Regions from separate parts of the Homo sapiens genome. Here region 2 is linked to region 1. A link is a contact called in ENCODE Hi-C or POLR2A ChIA-PET data. All regions are on one chromosome and are shown on one strand. The core of a region is the stretch at or near the end of the contact, and the rest is flanking DNA. Distances in the headings are between cores, read along the strand shown.

Evidence for each region. A loop is a pair of places that touch in the nucleus more often than their neighbours do. ChIA-PET counts read pairs that join two places held with the same protein, here RNA polymerase II (POLR2A). Pooled maps may share reads with other maps.
Region 2: a loop to region 1 is called in a map with no recorded cell type, with 10 times the contacts of the local background. The contact joins the promoter of TUBA8 here to the enhancer-like site in region 1. A Hi-C loop is called at or near these places in 10 of 37 single-sample maps with no recorded cell type and 7 of 50 pooled maps. POLR2A ChIA-PET finds 5 or more read pairs at or near these places in 3 of 52 experiments (GM12878, HEK293 and activated CD4-positive, alpha-beta T cell).

Annotation. Positions count from the first base shown.
Region 1 is chr22:17,995,379-17,998,078 of GRCh38, forward strand. The region is part of intron 1 of MICAL3 (microtubule associated monooxygenase, calponin and LIM domain containing 3); the gene reads right to left. Among named protein-coding and RNA genes, the nearest start is that of MIR648, 16 kb to the left of the region's middle. RefSeq lists an enhancer at 1,063-1,262. Within about 2 kb of position 1,258, at least 5 of the 41 ENCODE cell types and tissues checked have a DNase peak (open chromatin) inside an H3K27ac peak, as active enhancers do.
Region 2 is chr22:18,109,451-18,112,150 of GRCh38, forward strand. TUBA8 (tubulin alpha 8) reads left to right here and starts at 1,359. Exons shown (of 5, transcript NM_018943.3): 1 at 1,359-1,418. The coding sequence starts at 1,416. RefSeq lists an enhancer at 856-1,055 and a silencer at 1,136-1,525.

The DNA.
Region 1 (2,700 bases), core at 8-2,507:
GTTGCGCAGGCTGGTCTCAAACTCCTGGCCTCAAGCAATACTCCTACCTTGGCCCAGCCTCTCAAAGTGCTGGGATTACAGACGTGAGACATTGCACCCAGCCTTTTCTTTAATTTTTTTTTTTTTTTTTTTTTTTTTTTTTGGGACAGTAGGGTCTTGCTCTATCACCAAGGCTGGAATGCAGTGGTGCGATCTCCGCTCACTGCAGCCTTGGCCTCCCAGGCTCAAATGATCCACCTACCTCATCCTCCTGAGTAGCTGGGAATACAAGTGTGCAACACCCACACCTGGCTATTTTTTGTATTTTTTTTGTAGAGACAGAGTTTCACCATGTTGGCCAGGCTGGTCTGGAACTCCTCACCTCAGGTGATCTGCCCACCTCGGCCTCTCAAAGGGCTGGGATTACAGGCATGACCCACCACACCTGGCCTCTTTTCTTTTTTAAAACTGCGGCAATCATCTCTCCTCTGTTGAACTCACCAATGAGAAAAAGTCAATGGGGCCAGGCATGGTGGCTCACACCTGTAATCCCAGCACTTTGAGAGGCTGAGGCAGGCAAATTGTTCGAGCCCAGGAGCTCTAGACCAGCCTGGACAATGTGGCAAAACCCCATCTCTACAAAAAATTTTAAAAATTAGCCAGGCTTGGTGGTGCACGCCTGTAGTCTCAACTACTCAGGCAGTCAAGGTTGCAGTGAACCATGATCGCACCACTGCACTCCAGCCTAGGTGGCAGAGTGAGATGCTGTCTCAATTTAAAAAAAAAAAAAAAAAAAAAAAGGCTGGGCACAGTGGCTCACACCTGTAATCCCAACACTTTGGGAGGCCGAGGCCAGTGGATCACAAGGTCAGGAGATCGAGACCATCCTGGCTAACACGGTGAAACCTTGTCTCTACTAAAAAAAAAATACAGAAAATTAGCCGGGCATGGTGGCAGGTGCCTGTAGTCCCAGCTACTCGGGAGGCTGAGGCAGGAGAATGGTGTGAACCCGGGAGGCGGAGCTTGCAGTGAGCCGAGGTCGTGCCACTGCACTCCAGCCTGGCCCACAGAGCAAGACTCCATCTCAGAAAAAAAAAAAAAAATGCAATCAACTGCAAGGCTTGGGGTGACAGTTTCCTGGTCATTCTTCCCAGTTTTTTTGTGTCTTTATAGCTAGAGATGACTAAAGCCCACCTCCAAGAAAACAGCAAGTCACGTACAACTGAAGCCCATGGGGGCAGGATGCTGTTCTCTCCACCGGGGCAATCCAAGCACCTGAGTGTCTGACACCACCCATCACCCAGGGGATCCGAGCTGAATTCTAAAGACTGGAACCAAAGATGACAGAGTGCGTGGCTGGAGAGAGGGGGAAGTCCACAGAGTTTAGGTAAATTTCTGAACCACATCCCCACCACGCCCACAATGTACTGCATTGAAGTACACCGGAAGCTAAAGACCAAAAAGGAATCAGATTTTCAGCTCTGCCACCTAAAGCAGAAACTGAGGGCCTTATTCACCGCACAGACTTTAGCCCAAGTGCCATGCCTCCAGTTTCACAGTTTCACCAGCAGCTCAAGCAAAATGGCCTGGACACTAAAGATGGCCTCTGGGTCAGAGTATCACTCATTTCCTCTGTCCACAAACCACTTTGATTCTCTTTGATTCTCTCTGTCCCTCATCTCCCCATCTAGTCTTTTTTTTTTTTTTTTTTTTTTTGAGACAGAGTCTTGCTCTGTCACCCAGGCTGGAGTGCTGGAGTGCAGTGGTGTGATCTCAGCTCACTGCAACCTCGGCCTCCTGAGCGCAGGCAATCCTCCCACCTCAGCCTCCAGAGTAGCTGGGACCACAGGTACACACCACCACGCCCAGCTAATTTTTGTACTTTTTGTAGAGATGGGGTTTAGCTATGTTGCCCAGTCTGCTCTCAAACTACTGGGCTCAAGCAATCTGCCCACCTCAACCTCCCAAAGTGTTGGTATTACAGGCATGAGCCACTGCGCCCGGCCCATCTGGTCTTATTAAATACTTCATTCTCTGCAAATGCAGACGTTTTCTCAGCTCTGATTATTTTTTCTAAAGTAATGACCCCCCACCTGGCTAGATGAATGCTTCTAGCAAAGGAAAAGACCAGAATGTGAAAATTGTACTGCAATAGAACATAAAGCCCGTCCAACCCCACCTCCCATCAGACCTGGGGTGGTGGCAGCAGCAGGCGTCAGGGCTCTCAGGCCTGCCCATTAGTCATCCCTAAGGCCCGTTAGCACACGGGTTAGGAGGAGCACACACTCTGGAATCAGAAAGCCCAGGATTGAACCCAGCCCTGCTTTCAGTCAAGGCTTTGTCACTCACTATCACTCCCTTGACCTAGGACCTCACAAAACCTTGTCATCCGTAAAACTGGGGATGATAAGTTCTACCTTGAATGTTGTTGTGAGGAATAAATGAGGTAATGTCTATGCAGCACCTAGCACAGATTCCTGCAGATAAACACTCAATAAATGTTAACTATCATCCACTACCTAGTCATCAGAAAAGCACAATGATCTGGTATCTTTAAGTCCTTCCGCTTCCAAAAAAAAAAAAGAAAAGAAAAAAGAAAAAGATGTGTGGATTTTTTCCCCCTAAAGGTCTCAGTGAAGTGAAACTTAAGAAGGAAAACCTGGGCCGGGTGTGGTGGCTTACGCCTGTAATCTCAGCACTTTGGAAGGCCAAGGAGGGTGA
Region 2 (2,700 bases), core at 109-2,608, 110 kb after region 1:
GAGTCTTAATTGTCAGGATCTTACATTATAAGATAGACAAAAATTCAACGCATGCTTTACTAAGTACCGTTTGTATCAGTGGGTAAAGCACTGTGTTTGGTACTCTCTCAAATGCAAAGATGATTACGACACATGTACTATCGTTTATGAATGGGTGGCCAACAGAACAGATTGCCGCATAGGTAAGCAGAAATCTGCTCTCATTCTCTATTGGCCACAAGCAGGCATGTCTTAGGAGCAGAAGGGTAGGAAGATCTCTAACTGTGCTTGGAAACTTGGGGAGTTACCACGTCTGGCTAAAGTGGTATTGTCTTAAGGAAAACCTATGAATTTGCCTGCGTTGGCTTGGTGCTGAGGAAAGTGGAAGAGAGAGGCTGGGGTACACCTTTCAACATGAATGGAACTGACCACTGGAGGGAAAGAACAAGAAACAGCAGTGAGAACAAGGAACAAAGACCATCCAGCCCCTCACCCACCTGGGGGGAAGTGAGGGGAGATGGGCAGGGTGACAACGTGGCCAACATCTAAAGTGTGAAGAGGGGCTTTTACCAAGTGCCCACCCCTTCCCGAGCAGGGGGCAACCAACAGCATCTGGCGGGTCTTACTACTGGGCAGAGGCAGGGGAACCCTGGTATGAGTTCTGGATTACATAGGAGATGTGACTTGGACACGTTTGGGGCTTAAAAGTAGGAAGGGATCAAGGGGGGAGATTTGAAAATCCCGGTGGAGGTGCGAGGTATCCGGGGAGAGGGTAAAAACGGGAACAGTCTTCAGCACCTGCCTGTACCAGGAGCTCTGTGTATGCCATCTCATTTCCGTCTCCAGCAACCAGGCGGGCCTTGGCGGCAGGAGGCACAGGCTTTGGGAGCAGAGGCCCTGCAGCTTGCCAAGCACACACGGCCCTAGGGCGCCCAGCTGAGACGGCACCTTGGCACCCGGGCCCGCTGCAGCCCGCTCCGGTCAGCTGCACCCCAGTCAGGAGCCTTTCCAGCGGGTCGGAGGAGAACGGAAGTTTGGGGAGACCCGCGCGATTCGCCTGGCTGCATTTTACATTTCTTTCTCCGGCAGCTGGGGTCACGAAGGCTGCTCTCGCCGGCGGTGTTGGAACGTGGACACGTGCGCTTTGGTAATAGGGCAGCCTCCCCCGCGGGCGCAGTCCCCGCTGCGAGCGCCCCCGGCTGCTGAGGCGGGACCGAGGACCCGGAGATTTGAGCCGCGGGTGGGCGGGGAGGGGCCTTTGTGACCTGCCCGCCCCTCCCCGGCACTGTGATGCCGGGGGGCAGCTGCGGGCCCGGCGCGCCTGTCCCCGGCGTCCCCCCCTCCCGGTGTGTCACAACGGCGGAGGCGGCTGTATCTGGAGCAGTCGGGGCGGGCAGGCCCAGCTGAGAGGTGCGCGGGCGAGGACAGCGGCAGCGATGGTGAGGCTTCCCGGGGCCAGGCGGGCTGCGGGCGCGCGGCAGGCGTAGGACCGAGAGCCGAGTCTACGCGGAGGCGCACGGACCCGTCTTCCTGGAGCCGCAGGGCTCAAGGCCTTCTGGGGGTGGCAGTTCAGGGTCGAGGAGTCCGCACCCTCGGGCGGGAACACCCGGTGCCCTTTATCGTATGGGGGAAATAGAGACCAGGGGCCAGTTGTTCCTTAAAGGGACCTAAGGGAGCTTTGCGTGCAGACGAGGGGGAGGGAGGCCCTGGGGAGCCCGACGGAGAAGGGGGCGAGATTCTGGGGTCCCCAGATGGGCAGCCTGTGGACAGAGTGGAGAGAAGGGCGAGTCCGGGGATTCTGGATGGGTGGTCTGGGCCGGGGCGACTGGGGGGCCAGATGCAGTCACGTCTCCGAACCCAGCCTAATGTGACAGGGCCCGGAATGTGACAGAGGACCTAGGGCGCCACGGTCCCCCCACGCGTGGAGGTCTTTCTCGCAAGCCTGGCCAGCGGCTTGGGTTTGCTGCACGCACAGCCCCAGCGCGGCGGGGTCCTCCGGGCGCACTCAGCAGCTCCCAAGTCTTTCCAGCGGTCAGAGTCGAAGGACTTTGGGAGTAAGAAGTCTCTGCTTCCAAAGGCCAGGGGACCTTCGACCTGTTTCCTACCCTGGCTTAGGGGGATCGCGGCTGCTCCCTTCCCTGCCCCCGCCCCTGGATCTTACTGAGGGGCGGCTGCAAACACTCAGTTCCTCTTTCTAGGGTCCCCCTCTCCGCCCCCAGTGCCCCTGGTGGTTAACATTTGCCCCCAGTCCACTTTCCCAAAGCCCAGAATCCCAGGAATCCCTCCTGGACCCCTGATCTTTCAGCAGTAGGGAGATGGGCTGGAAAGATTGGGGGCAGAGTGAGGGCAGAATAAGCCTATGTCATGGCCAAGGTCGGGTTCCCTGGGCAGGCTTGCTCCAGGTGTCAGTGATCCAGAAAGCAGGCGAGAACCCCCTCCGCCCCGCCCTGTTACGTTTGGCCCGTGCCCAGGGCCTCCTGGCTCCCCCGGAGCTCTAGCCTTCCAGCTTCAGTTTTGTCAGCACCCTCCCTCCTCCTAGCGGGCTCCCAGACACCCCTGGGAACTGAAAGAACTTGGGAATATTAGGGAGGGTGGCCACAGGAACCTATTTCTGCCTGAGGACCCTGGTATGAGGCCACACAAAGGGCCCGGAGCTGCCAGTTCAGAATTTTGACTCCTGGCTCTGCAGCTAGCTGTGTGACTTCAGGAAGGTCACTTAAC